4 separate regions of the Homo sapiens genome follow, and regions 1, 3 and 4 are each linked to region 2. A link is a contact called in ENCODE Hi-C or POLR2A ChIA-PET data. All regions are on one chromosome and are shown on one strand. The core of a region is the stretch at or near the end of the contact, and the rest is flanking DNA. Distances in the headings are between cores, read along the strand shown. Region 1 holds the start of TMEM250 (transmembrane protein 250). Region 2 holds the start of ARRDC1-AS1 (ARRDC1 antisense RNA 1). Region 3 holds the start of C9orf163 (chromosome 9 putative open reading frame 163). Region 4 holds the start of NOTCH1 (notch receptor 1).

Evidence for each region. Hi-C counts contacts between places; a loop is a spot of excess contacts on that map. ChIA-PET counts read pairs that join two places held with the same protein, here RNA polymerase II (POLR2A). Pooled maps may share reads with other maps.
Region 1: a loop to region 2 is called in a map with no recorded cell type, with 7 times the contacts of the local background. The contact joins the promoter of TMEM250 here to the promoter of ARRDC1-AS1 in region 2. A Hi-C loop is called at or near these places in 2 of 37 single-sample maps with no recorded cell type and 10 of 50 pooled maps.
Region 3: a loop to region 2 is called in a pooled map, with 19 times the contacts of the local background. The contact joins the promoter of C9orf163 here to the promoter of ARRDC1-AS1 in region 2. A Hi-C loop is called at or near these places in 2 of 168 maps with a recorded cell type or tissue (CD4-positive, alpha-beta memory T cell and breast epithelium), 4 of 37 single-sample maps with no recorded cell type and 11 of 50 pooled maps.
Region 4: a pooled map shows a loop between it and region 2 (4-fold over the local background). The contact joins the promoter of NOTCH1 here to the promoter of ARRDC1-AS1 in region 2. A Hi-C loop is called at or near these places in 1 of 168 maps with a recorded cell type or tissue (CD8-positive, alpha-beta T cell), 1 of 37 single-sample maps with no recorded cell type and 6 of 50 pooled maps. POLR2A ChIA-PET finds 5 or more read pairs at or near these places in 3 of 52 experiments (activated B cell, activated CD4-positive, alpha-beta memory T cell and naive thymus-derived CD8-positive, alpha-beta T cell).

Annotation. Positions count from the first base shown.
Region 1 is chr9:136,117,595-136,120,294 of GRCh38, forward strand. TMEM250 (transmembrane protein 250) reads right to left here and starts at 1,281. Exons shown (of 2, transcript NM_152833.3): 1 at 891-1,281. It overlaps LOC107987142 (a long non-coding RNA gene), which reads left to right and starts at 198. Exons shown (of 2, transcript NR_165242.1): 1 at 198-308. RefSeq lists enhancers at 1-378, 1,532-2,108, 2,109-2,683 and silencers at 395-1,444, 1,475-1,864.
Region 2 is chr9:137,617,611-137,620,310 of GRCh38, forward strand. ARRDC1-AS1 (ARRDC1 antisense RNA 1) reads right to left here and starts at 1,285. Exons shown (of 3, transcript NR_122035.1): 1 at 921-1,285; 2 at 324-581. It overlaps EHMT1 (euchromatic histone lysine methyltransferase 1), which reads left to right and starts at 1,395. Exons shown (of 27, transcript NM_024757.5): 1 at 1,395-1,439. The coding sequence starts at 1,419. RefSeq lists enhancers at 1,088-1,137, 1,803-2,521 and a silencer at 1,178-1,477.
Region 3 is chr9:136,482,109-136,484,808 of GRCh38, forward strand. It overlaps C9orf163 (chromosome 9 putative open reading frame 163), which reads left to right and starts at 1,387. Exons shown (of 1, transcript NR_172629.1): 1 at 1,387-2,700. SEC16A (SEC16 homolog A, endoplasmic reticulum export factor) reads right to left here and starts at 932. Exons shown (of 32, transcript NM_014866.2): 1 at 830-932. RefSeq lists enhancers at 80-825, 1,571-2,315 and silencers at 555-874, 1,105-1,214, 1,285-1,464, 1,615-2,044.
Region 4 is chr9:136,544,742-136,547,441 of GRCh38, forward strand. NOTCH1 (notch receptor 1) reads right to left here and starts at 1,307. Exons shown (of 34, transcript NM_017617.5): 1 at 985-1,307. The coding sequence starts at 1,045. It overlaps MIR4674 (microRNA 4674), which reads right to left and starts at 1,518; the gene lies at 1,432-1,518. RefSeq lists enhancers at 142-191, 2,164-2,700 and silencers at 422-471, 692-951, 972-1,531, 1,872-1,971.

The DNA.
Region 1 (2,700 bases), core at 31-2,530, 1.5 Mb before region 2:
CGTGGGGTCACCTTGCTGGGCCTGAACCCTGGCACTGTCCTTCCCTAGCAGTGACTTTGGGCAGGTCACCTGACCCCAAGACGGCTCCTGCTCTGTCCAATGGGGGTGCCAATAGCACTGCCTTTGTGGGTAGCTGTGGGAGGGAAGGGGCTGGGCCTGGCGTGCACAGTGGGGTCGGCCCGGGGCCTGGCAGCGGCCCTTACAGACTGGGCTGCAAAGAGCAGAGGCGGCATTTGGCTCTCCAGCTTCACCTAGTAAAGGCCGTTTATACCTTGCCGAAATAATCTGTAGACGGAATGAACTCAAAGGTCAGGAAATAAAATCTGAGCAGGAAAGTTGGTAACATTACAGGGGACTGTTGCCAAGAGCTTCGCCTGCCTTCAGATTCAGCCTGGGGCCCTGCCGTGGGGACCTGGCCAGGGCGGAGGAGGGAGGGGCCGGGGCCGCCTGACCCTCCCGTGCCCGCAGGGGCCCGACCTCGCCCTCTCCCTCCGCCCGGCTCCTCCACGGGGTGCAGGGGCCAGAGCGGCCCTATTTAAGGCCGGCCTTGGCCTGGAGCTCGCCCCGGCCGGGACCCCGGCCATGGCGGTGCCACTCAAACGCGACTCGGCGGAGCTGTGTCCCCGCAGGGTCTCGCGGCCCGCGGCTCCATCCGGGTCCCTGCGTTTCTGCAGACGCCCGCTCGGCCCGGCCCATGGACCCAGGACTGTTTCCTCGGGGCCGCAGAGACGCAACGGGCCCCGGCCAACTCCGCGTGAGCACCGGGCCTGCGCCGCGCCGCGCCGGGCCCCCTGGCTGCAGAGCCCCTGCCGGAGCCACTTCCGGGTCCCGCGCCGCGCGTTGCCCTGGAGACGGCCCCCGCCTAGGCCGGGTCCCCGACCGCAGCTCACCCGGTGCCCTCTCCGCGGCGGCGCCGGCGTCCCGGACCTCGGGGCCGGCCGGCGGTGCTAGGGGCCGGGCCTGCGGGTGCCCCTGTCCCTCGGGGCTCCGTGCGCAGGGCGGCCGCATGGTGCTGGGGCGCGCGGCTGGGGGCGCTGGCAAGGCGGCTGAGGGCGTGGTTCACGCGTCGCCGGCTGGGGTCGCCCTGCAGGTGAAGGGGCTCTCGGGCGCGGCCGCCGGAGGCGTTTGGCCTAGCGTGGGAGCCGTAGCGCCGTCCCTCGACGGCCACCGTAGGGCGGCCTCACGCCCCCTCCACCCGCGCCGACCGAGCCGCACTTCCCTTCCCCCTGCTCCGGGCCCGCGCTGGGCGTCCCGGACTCGTCGCTTCCCGAGGGCGTGCGTGCGTGCGTGCGTGCGCACGCTGCGAGCAGTCCGTAGCGTTCCCTCCCCCGAACGCCCTCGGTGCCGCGCCTGGTCTTCTGCGCCTGCGCTTGCCGTTCCTGGGCCGCGCCTCCGCGCACGCGCTACCGCATCCCGTGGAGAGGCAGTGCGCAGGCGCGCTTCCGTGGAGCAGTCCTTTGGCCCCAGCAGAGGGCTTGACCGTGGTCCTGGCCCCGGACTGAGGTGTCTGCGACCCGGCGCGCTGCTGCCGTCGCTGGGGTGGGGCCGGGCCCCGGAGGAAGCCGCTTTCCCGGCGGGGGTGGGCGGCCCAGGGACCGGGAGCAGGTCTGGTCCTCGCGGGGCCGTGTGCGAAGGCCTCCTGCGCGGCCTGGGGCTGGGAGGACAGGGCGGCGGCGGGAATGAGGGCGCCCCCCAGGCTCCAGGAGGGCGGGGAAGGGTGGGGGCGGCTGACGCCACGCGGACCCGGGCGGCACGGATCGGGTGTGTAGCTGCGAGGCCCGGTGGGCCGGCGGCGACGTCGGCAGCCGAAGTAGGGACAGCCCCGGAGCACGAGCAGGCCCAGCAGCAGCCCCAGGGCCGCCCCCCCGCCGCCCCCCAGTGAAGGAAGGGGACTTGTGTTAGTGTCCTCACGCCTGGTTCGTACAGGCTGGCGGTTGTCCTGGGGGTTTCCAGCGAGGAATGTGTTGGGGAGCGCTCCTGGGTGTGGCTGCTGGGTAGGAGGGGAAGGCAGGGTCAGCAGCCCCTGGGGCGACCGTAAAGTGGGTGGCCCTTCAAATTCAAGGCACTGGAACAAGGGGGCTGGGCCCTCCTGCCCACCAGGCCCGTCATTGGCTGCAGGCCTCCCGGGACGGCGAGCTGGCTCCTGGGCCCCTGTCCTTTGGACCAGGGCCGCCCTGAGGGCTGGCACAGCTACCTTCTCCACTGTGGCCCCATCCCCGCCACAGGAGAGAGAGCCGCCTTTACCCGACATGAGCAGGAGTTCGAGGAACATCTGGACGAGCAAAGGCCACCAGGAGGTAGCACAGCAAAAAAGGCCAAGAGCCTGTTTTCTTTACCGATGGCTGGCGGCAAATATTCCGAAAGAAACGTGTCAGGCAAGAAGCGCTAGTTCACGCCTGTCATTCCACCGCTTTGGGAGGCCAAGGCAGGGGGATCACTTGCCCCAGAAGTTTGAGACCAGCCTGGGCAACATAGTGAGGCCCCTGTCTCTACAAAAAACTTAAAATCAATAAACAGGTCTCCTTCCTTCCTCAATAGTCCTGTTGGTGGCTCACCTCTCTGCCTCTCCAGATGTGAGGCAGATCCACACGTTTAGCTATTGAGATAAGGCTGGGCGTGGTGGCTCACACCTGTCATTCCGGCCTCAGATCTCTTGTGCCCAGGAGTTTTAAGACTAGCCTGGGCGACCTGGCTGGCAAC
Region 2 (2,700 bases), core at 35-2,534:
CTTAAGAGGTGATATTTCAACTCAAGGATGGTAAAGAGGGAAGCCACAAAGACACTCGAAATAAAGGTTTCAGGGAAGGGACAGACAGCAGGGGTGGCGGAGAGGTGGGTGCGGGGCAGGAGGGCCATGAAGGCGCTCGTGTCTCCTGCGAGGGCTCAGGGTGCTCGGCCTGTCATAAATGGACTTAGGCTTTGACAGAGCAGTTTAGCTGCCCTAAAGAAACCTGGGAAGGTTCCCTTGGCACTTGGGATTGTCCGTTTCCTTTTCTGTCTATGTGCGCTGTCTATGCTGGACTTGAGATAATTCTCCGGAGTCCGACTCACCAGGAGACTCGGGTGTCACCCAGATTGACCTTCAAGGCTCATTTCTTGTCAGTCCAGTACCCGTCCCCTCGGTTCACACGACCATCCAGAAACCTCAAATTCAGTCCATGCTTCTTGTTTTGGGTCTCGGGGCTGGGATAAGGCGGGCTGACCACCGCGGGGCATGTAGGTAGTTTCCGTGGTGCTGGGGGCGCTCTCCAGGGAAGGCTACTTGGTCTGCAGAAAAGGCCTTGACTTGTGCATACCTGGGCAGCGGGCCTATGAGTGGCAGCGAGAGCGGGGTAACCAGAGAGGGCACACCCCCCAACCGGAGCGCCCCCCAGGTTGGCATCTCCACAACTGTAGAACCTCCCCCATCAGGGCAACCCTCCCGATTGGGACACCGCCCCCAGCCAGACACATCCTCCTAGCAGAACACCCATGCTTAGCCGGAGCCGCTCCCCCGCCAGACACCTCCCCACCGGGAAACCCTCCCCAGTGGGACACCCCAGCCAGTCCAGGTATTCCCGCCGTTAGGGACACCCCCTCCAGCCGGAGCATACCCTCGGCAGGGGCATTCCTCCCAACCGAGGGAACCCCGCCGCAACGGGAACCTGCCTGAACCAGAGCACCCTCCCGCGCCGGGGACACCCCACAGGCGGCTCCCGCGCCAGGCCGCGGCCCAGGGAGTCAGCCTTCCGCGCAAGCCGGCGAAATCAAAGTGCGTCCGGGGTTAGAGGTCAGAGGTCGGAGCCGCGGGTCTTTCTCCTTCTTCGGCCAGCCCACCAAAACGTCAATTTAGAATGAGACATGTGTTGAAAATGGGACGGCTACTCCCCATCCACTACTACGACTCTGGCGGGCGGGTTCTCCAGCTCCAGGTCTCCTACCCCGCGGGCGCGCGTTCCGGTTCCGGCCGCCGCAGGCCCGGCGCCTGGGGCGCCGCACGCCTGGTTCCAGTGCGCAGGCGCCGCACCGGTCGAGCTCCAACGCGCAGGCGCGGGCGCAGGCGCAGGCGCAGACGTAGGCGATCGGCCCCGCCCCGACTCTGGGCCGCGAGGCGCGGGCGGGGCGATGGCGCGCGGGAGGGGCGGGGCCACGCTGCGGGCCCGGGCCATGGCCGCCGCCGATGCCGAGGTGAGCAGCGGGGCCGGCGGGGGGCGGCGCGGGGGCGGCGGGCAGCGGCGGAGGCGGCGCGGGGGCGAAGAACCGGGCGGGGCGGCGGCAGGCGGCCGGCGGGCGGGCGGGGCCCCGGGTCCCCCCGCCGCCGCCGCCGCCGCTGCCGCCGCCTCAGGCCGAGGCCGGGCCGAGGCCGCCGGGCGTCCGGCCCGCGCTCCCGCCGGGCGCGCTTTGTGCGCGGCGCGGGCCGGGCGGCGGCTGGGGGAGCGGGCGGGGGCGCAGGTGAGGGAGGCGACCGCGTACCTGTGCCCGCGCCCCCCACGGACCCCGTGCCGCCGCCGCCGCCCGCAAGCCGGATCTGCGGGGAGGGCCTCGGCCAGGGTGCCGGGGAGGTGCGGAGGACAAAAGGAAAAGTAGCGGGGCCGGCCAACTTTGGAGCGCCGGCCGAGGCGAGGCTGTCCCTCCTCTCGGAGCTCTTCCTTCGCTTCGTTGACCTTTCACTTTGTTCTGAGTAGGATGGCACCATCTTTAACGAAAAGTTGGCCAGTCCCGGCGTGTTTCTCCCCAGACAATGCTGCTCCAGCCCTGCTGGCTGTCAGAAGCAGGAAAGCACGCTCGGTGGGAAGCTTGCGGACTCAAGTTTATTTCCAAACCAGCAGCTTTAAAGGGCTCTCGATGTAAAAAGTTCACATTCTTTTGTTAATGGTCTCGGCCTTCCCCGTGCTCATTCTCAAGGATAGTTTGTTTCCTTGCTTAGGAAAGGAAGCAGCGTAGAGATTAAAGTCTTGCGAGTGGACCACTGGCGTCCCTCTGAAGGAAAAGCAAGCAGGAGGTGGTGTGTCCGTGGAGATGCAGAAATAGTGTGGTCCTAGGGCTGAGATAAGGGACCGGTTTGGAGAAAACTGTCAGCGTAGAAGTATTTCTTTGAAATTAACTGTCTAGTAACAGTTGAGACTTCTAAAGCTTAGAAAGTTAAGGTGTAGTAAGAAGCCGTACAGTATCCTGGTGCATAGACTTAACACTGTATTTTAACTCAGGTAATGTATGGCCTTTTTGTTTATTTTTTTCCTGCATTTTTGGGGGGTGTTGAAATAAGTAAACTGGGAAGGTGCAGGGGAATTCTTAAATTCAATGCAAGGAGTTTTTGCTGAGTATCTGCAGCATTCAAGGAATTAATATTAGTCACTGAGAACAAAAAGCGAAATTAGAAAATTTCAAGTCACTTCTAGGCTTGTAGGGGAGAAGACGTGTAGTGATGAATTCTATCATTTATGAAGTA
Region 3 (2,700 bases), core at 137-2,636, 1.1 Mb before region 2:
CTATTTTGCCTCTTGTCTACAAGATACCAGCACCTGAAACTTAAGAAAGGGGATGAGGAAAAAACGCAGGGAGGCTGCATTGTGCTGAAACTTGCAAAAGTATCACTTCTAGGAAGAACCGTCTGCGGTTCCGTTTGCTTCGTATTGCCACATGGGGGATGGGAAATACCTCTTTGGTTAACATCGGCATCACACATGTAAAACAAAATCTTAATATACAATCCACACCCAACTTACAAGCCATTTAAAAGTGTTCTTAAGCGGCAAAAACTGACTTTAAATGGCTCTGATGTTTCTGAAGGCTCTACTGTAACACTTCCATCACAAAGGGGCGAGCCGGATCACACACACTCCTCTAACCCTCGGCCTCTGTTGCAACATCCTGATCGCCCAATCAAGAAATTACAAACAAACAACTCTGCTCTTTGGTTCAAATGTAAATGTGTCTCTTCACCAGCATCGCTAAGGAAGCCTTCTAGCCGGTGAGGACAAGACACGCTCATTTGAAAAGTTAAGAGTCTTACGAGGGGTGCCTGGGGGTCCAGCCTCCCGCCCCGGGAACCGGCGTCACCGCAGCCCAGCCGGGTCCACGTCAGTCCCTCGAGTCCCACGGCGGCCCGCGCCGCGTCCGGCCTTCCGCTCTGGCCCGGGGGCCCGGACGTCTGTCCCCTCGACCGGCCCCGGCGGGACCCGAGATGCACCGCCCGCTCGGGGCTGGGCCCAGCCGCCTCCTCTCCTCCGCGCCCCGACCTCCACGGCCTGGCTCCGCCGGCCGGCCTCCGCCTTCCTCCTCCCGCGCTCGCCCCCTCACCCGCGCTCGCCCCCTCACCCGCGCGGCTGAGACCGATCCCTCAGGAGCCGCGGGCGAAAGCCCACCCGACGCTGGCGACGAGCACAGACACCTCAGCCGCCGCAGCCATCTTGGCACATCCGGCTCGGGTCTCCGCGGCCGCCGCGCCGCCGACGTGTCCGGCTTACGACATCAGCGCGCGCCCCGCCCCTGGCCCCGCCCCTCGGCTCGTCGGCCCAGACGCGTTCTCTTTCAGCCCTTCACAGCCCATCCCTCGGCCCCGCCCCTCGCCGGCGTCCGTCCTCCCCGCCTCATCCCTCTGTCCCGCCCCCTCTGCCCCCGCCCCTCGCCGGCGTCCGTTCTTCCCCGCCTCATTCTTTCGTCCCGCCCCCCGCCCGTCTTCCACGCCTTATCCTGTAGTTCCCGCTCCCCTTGGCCCCGCCCCTCTTCCGTCGTTCCTCGCCTCATTCTTTCGTCCCGCCCCCTTAGCCCCGCCCGTCGTCCGTCTTTCTCCGCCTCATCCTGTCGTTCCCGCCCCTTTGGCCCCGCCCCTCGGCCGTCCTTCCCCGCCCGTGGCCCCGCCCCCCTCCGGCGTCCGTCTGCCGCCTCACCGCTTGGCCCCGCCCCTCGCCACCTGCCCGGCCAGGCGCGCCGGGGCCGTCCCAGTACGTCGCCCTGTTTACGCTGGCTCTTTCTCCCAGTCTTTTTTCGTTTTAAGATGTGAGAAGAGATGGGATTCTTCAATCAAGGCCACAAGCGGGAAATCAGTCTGCAGGACCGATGCCAGCAGGCTCACGCACCGAGAACGGCTACTCCGCCCAGCTGAGAAGCGCGGGGCCCTGACGCGGGCGCGCTCCTCGCATTCTTCCGTTGGGCTGGGAGGCTGGAGGGCAGGCGGCGGCGGCCGCGCATGCGCCGGGAGCGGCCGGAGCTGCGGGACGCGGAGGGCCGACTGCGCCTGCGCGCTGGTTGCCTGGTTACGGCGTGGCCGCGGGCACCGAGCGGCGCCGGAAGTTGGTCGATGGCTGCCGCCAGTCCCTGGCCAGCGTCCTGGGGTTTCCCCGACGCATCCTCTACTGTCCCTTCGCTCTGCACAGAGGCCCGGGCAGGGAGGGGCGGCCCGGCCACCGCGCGGAGCCGGGTGTCCGCCGACTCGCAAGGGGGACGCGCGGGCTCCTCGTCCCCAAGCTCCGCCCTGCGCCTTTGCTGCGCCGGGCCCTCCCAGGCCCACCCTGGCCCCAGCCCTGCTGTCCTCCCGGGGAGGTGCGGCCTACTCGGTTCGTTCCCCCGGCCGCCAGCCCCACAGGGGCGCTGGGGTCCCAGCCTTGGCTGAGTGCACGTCGGTGGCGAGTGGGCCCGGGCGCTCGGGCGGCCAGAGCGACCCAGCGGAGGGGTGAGGCGGGTAGGCGCTCCTGTGCCTGCCACGGCCAGGCCAGGCAGCATCCACGCCCTCCCGCGGAAGATCGCAGGGAACAGGTGGGCACTATCCTCTGTGCCCTCATTTTTCGGAGGAGCCGAGGGAGGCTGAGCGGTTGAGGAAGCGGCCAGCCATGCCGGGCCCACTCACCTGCACACCTGCCTGGCAAGGGCAGGGAAGAGCCGCGGCCTTCCTCTGCTGCTCCTTCCAGAGGGCAGGCGCCGTGGTGGGGGTGCCCGCCCGATGGCATCGCGGGAGGCTGAGCTCCCAGCAGCGGCTGAGGTCCTCCCTGGGTGGGAGCCACCCTTGTCCCCAGCTGGGCCGGCGGCTGGTGAGGGAGGGGGTGATATCCGTGCCACGCCAGCAGGGCCGCAGGCGGTGCAGGGAGAGCTTCAGTCCGGCTGACGTGGCACCAGGGCCAATCTGCTCAGCTAACATTTGCCTTTCAGGAGTCAGATTCCTGACCTGTTTGAACAGAGTTAGGGAGCACGTG
Region 4 (2,700 bases), core at 57-2,556, 1.1 Mb before region 2:
CCGACACCCAATACCTGCCTCCGCGGGCGCGCATCTCCAGGGCAGCCCCCATACACCCACAGGAGGGGGATGAAGGTCCCCCATTCGGAAGGAATTCGACCCCATCTCGAGAAGGGATCAATTACTCAAGCCCCTCCCTCCCCATCTTACCGGGGCTGAGAAACGGGGGAGGGGGGTGTGACACAGAGCCGCACTTTCTGGAAGAGGACAGATAATTCTCGCCTCCAACTCTCGGAGAAAGAGTGGATTAATCACTCGATTCCCCAGAGACCCCGCTCGCTGTGCGGCGGGGAGAAATGTAAGAGCCCCCCACCCGCGTCCCGCTCTCCGCCCCCAAGCTTTCCAAACTTCAACTCCGCAAAGCAAAAGGAAAGTTCAGTCCCCCCGGGCGCGGCGGCTTCTTACGCAACCCCTCCCCCAAACTGAGAGCCGGGCTGGGGGGCACCGGCGGGCGGGGCGACCGGGAGCCCGGGGACCCAGCCCGGCCGCGCGGGTCAGTGAAGGCGAACGCGGCGCCGCAGAGCCCACACTCCGCGCCCCAACATCCGCCCCGGCGTGGGCCAGAGGCGAAGAAGAAAGAAGATAAATGGCCCGGAGAAGCAACAGGAAACCAAAACCGACTCTATTCAAATCGAAAAATAGTAGGCAGCCCGCCCGCCCGGCCGACCGGCGGCAAGCCCCACGCGCGGCGGGTGAAGGGCGGGCCCGGAGTAGGGCCTCCGGGGCCCCAGCACCCCACACCGGCCTCCTAACTCGGCTCCAGGCACGGGCGGCGCGAGTCCGCCTCCACGGGGGGATCGAGGGGGAAGGTCGGTCCTCCCTGATCCCGGGACTCCAGAACCCCACGCCCCGGGCCGCCCGCTTTTCCCTCTCCATGCTGGCCTCCCCGCCGCCCGCTCCCAGCCGTGGGGCGCGCGCGCCGGGCGCCGCCAAAGTTTCCAAAGGGCGCGGAAAGTGGGGGCTCGCGGGTGGGTGGGCGCCTACCTCGTGCGGCGAGCGCGGGCAGCAGCGCCAGGCAGAGCAGGGGCGCCAGGAGCGGCGGCATGCCTCCCCACCGGCTGCCCTCTGCGCCCGGGCGGCGGCCTCCTGCGCTGGCCGGCGGGGCTGGGACGCACACGCGCGGCGTACGGTCCCGGGGCGGCGGCGGACGGTCCCGCCCTCTCTTCCCCGGCTGGCTGGCGGCGCTGTGCTCTCGCAGGCCCCCGGGCCCGGCTCCGCGCCCGGCTCGTTCCTTCGCTGCGCTCGCGCCCGCGCCCGCGCCCCGCGCCCCGCGCCCTTGCGCTCCCTCCCGCGGCCGAGGCACTAGTGAGGCTCAGAGTCGAGGTGCGCTCCGCCCCCGCCGGCCCCGCCCCGCCCGGCCCCACCCCCGCCGGTCCCCCCGCCCCCTCCGCGGCCACCTCCTCCCGCACGCCCCGTCCGCCTTTGCGCCTCCCCGAGCTGAGCCGCGCGTCCCGAGCCCAGCCTCTCCGGGGAGGAGGGACCCGGCGGCGCGGCGTGGGTCGGGAGCGGGCGCCTGGGACTACTTCTCGTTTGAAAGTTTTCAGAGGCCAAAAGTTTGAGCCGGGGCTGCGGAAGGATCCGGCTCTGGCGGTTGCCGCGCTCGGCGACAACTGGCGACTGAAATTTGCATGTGAATAAGCGGAGGAGCCCGGGGCGGAATGGGGAGGGCGAGGCCGCGGACAGCCGTGTGCACCGTGCGCTGGGCCGGGCGGGGAGCAGCTGAGGCCACGTTGGGGGACCCCGGGCCCGGGGCAGGGCTCTGGGAGAGTGGCCTAGCCGTGTGTGCGCCCCTAGCCCAGCGGCTTCACTCCCTCCCGAGGGCCCCGTGGCCGCGGCTTTAGGCGTCCAGAGGATCGATCGCCGCCAGACATCCCTGGCCGTGATTGCCCGAGCACTTGACCGCGAGGGATGGGGGCGCCGCGGCCTCTGGGCAGGGGACTCCGGGCGCCCCGAGGGAGCAGCCGGGACCAGTGCCTCGCGGACGGATTGTGCCCCGCTCCCCCAAGGGGGACCCGCGTCGACACGCTCCTCGGTCACCGTCCTCCTCCTGCCCGGGCGCCGCCTGCCTAAGGTGGCCCCAGAAAGCACAAACGGGTCGGGCGGATCTGCCGCTGGCGCCGGCGCAGCCCTTCCCACGTGCTCCTTCCGGCTGATTTATTTCTCCACCACGATGCCAGGCACGGGCACCCTGTGCCAAGCCTGGTTAAGCGCCAGGAGTCCAAAATGCCTGCCATAGTCCCTGCGCAAAGTTCACGGCCTCGTGCCAGGGACAGACAGCGCCCCCTCCCCACCCCAACACAGGGTGGTGAGTGCGATGGCAGAAGGCGCGTGTCCCGGCGCCCCTCCTGGAGTAGGAGGGCTAAGCCTGCCCTGCGGGGAGACCGAAAGGCTGGGAGGGACCTAGGACTGTGGGGGCCTGGGGGGAGGGCTGCAGAAACCCCAGAGCATGGTGGCAGAGGCAGGCACAGAAAGCAGGACAAATCTCACACCTGACCCCAGCAAGCCTTTCCTGGCACACCTCTTGCCAAATGCTGAGCACTCTGGAAACAGCCAGTGCAGGCGGCCTGTCCCGCCCCTGTAGCTGCTGCTGGGAGCCTCCCTCGCCTGCGTCCTCCCAGAATCTGGCCTCACTTCTGCAGGCCTGGGGTAACATCTTGGGGTCAGCGCCCCAGGAGAGGAGGCGCCTGGAGGCAGCAGAGA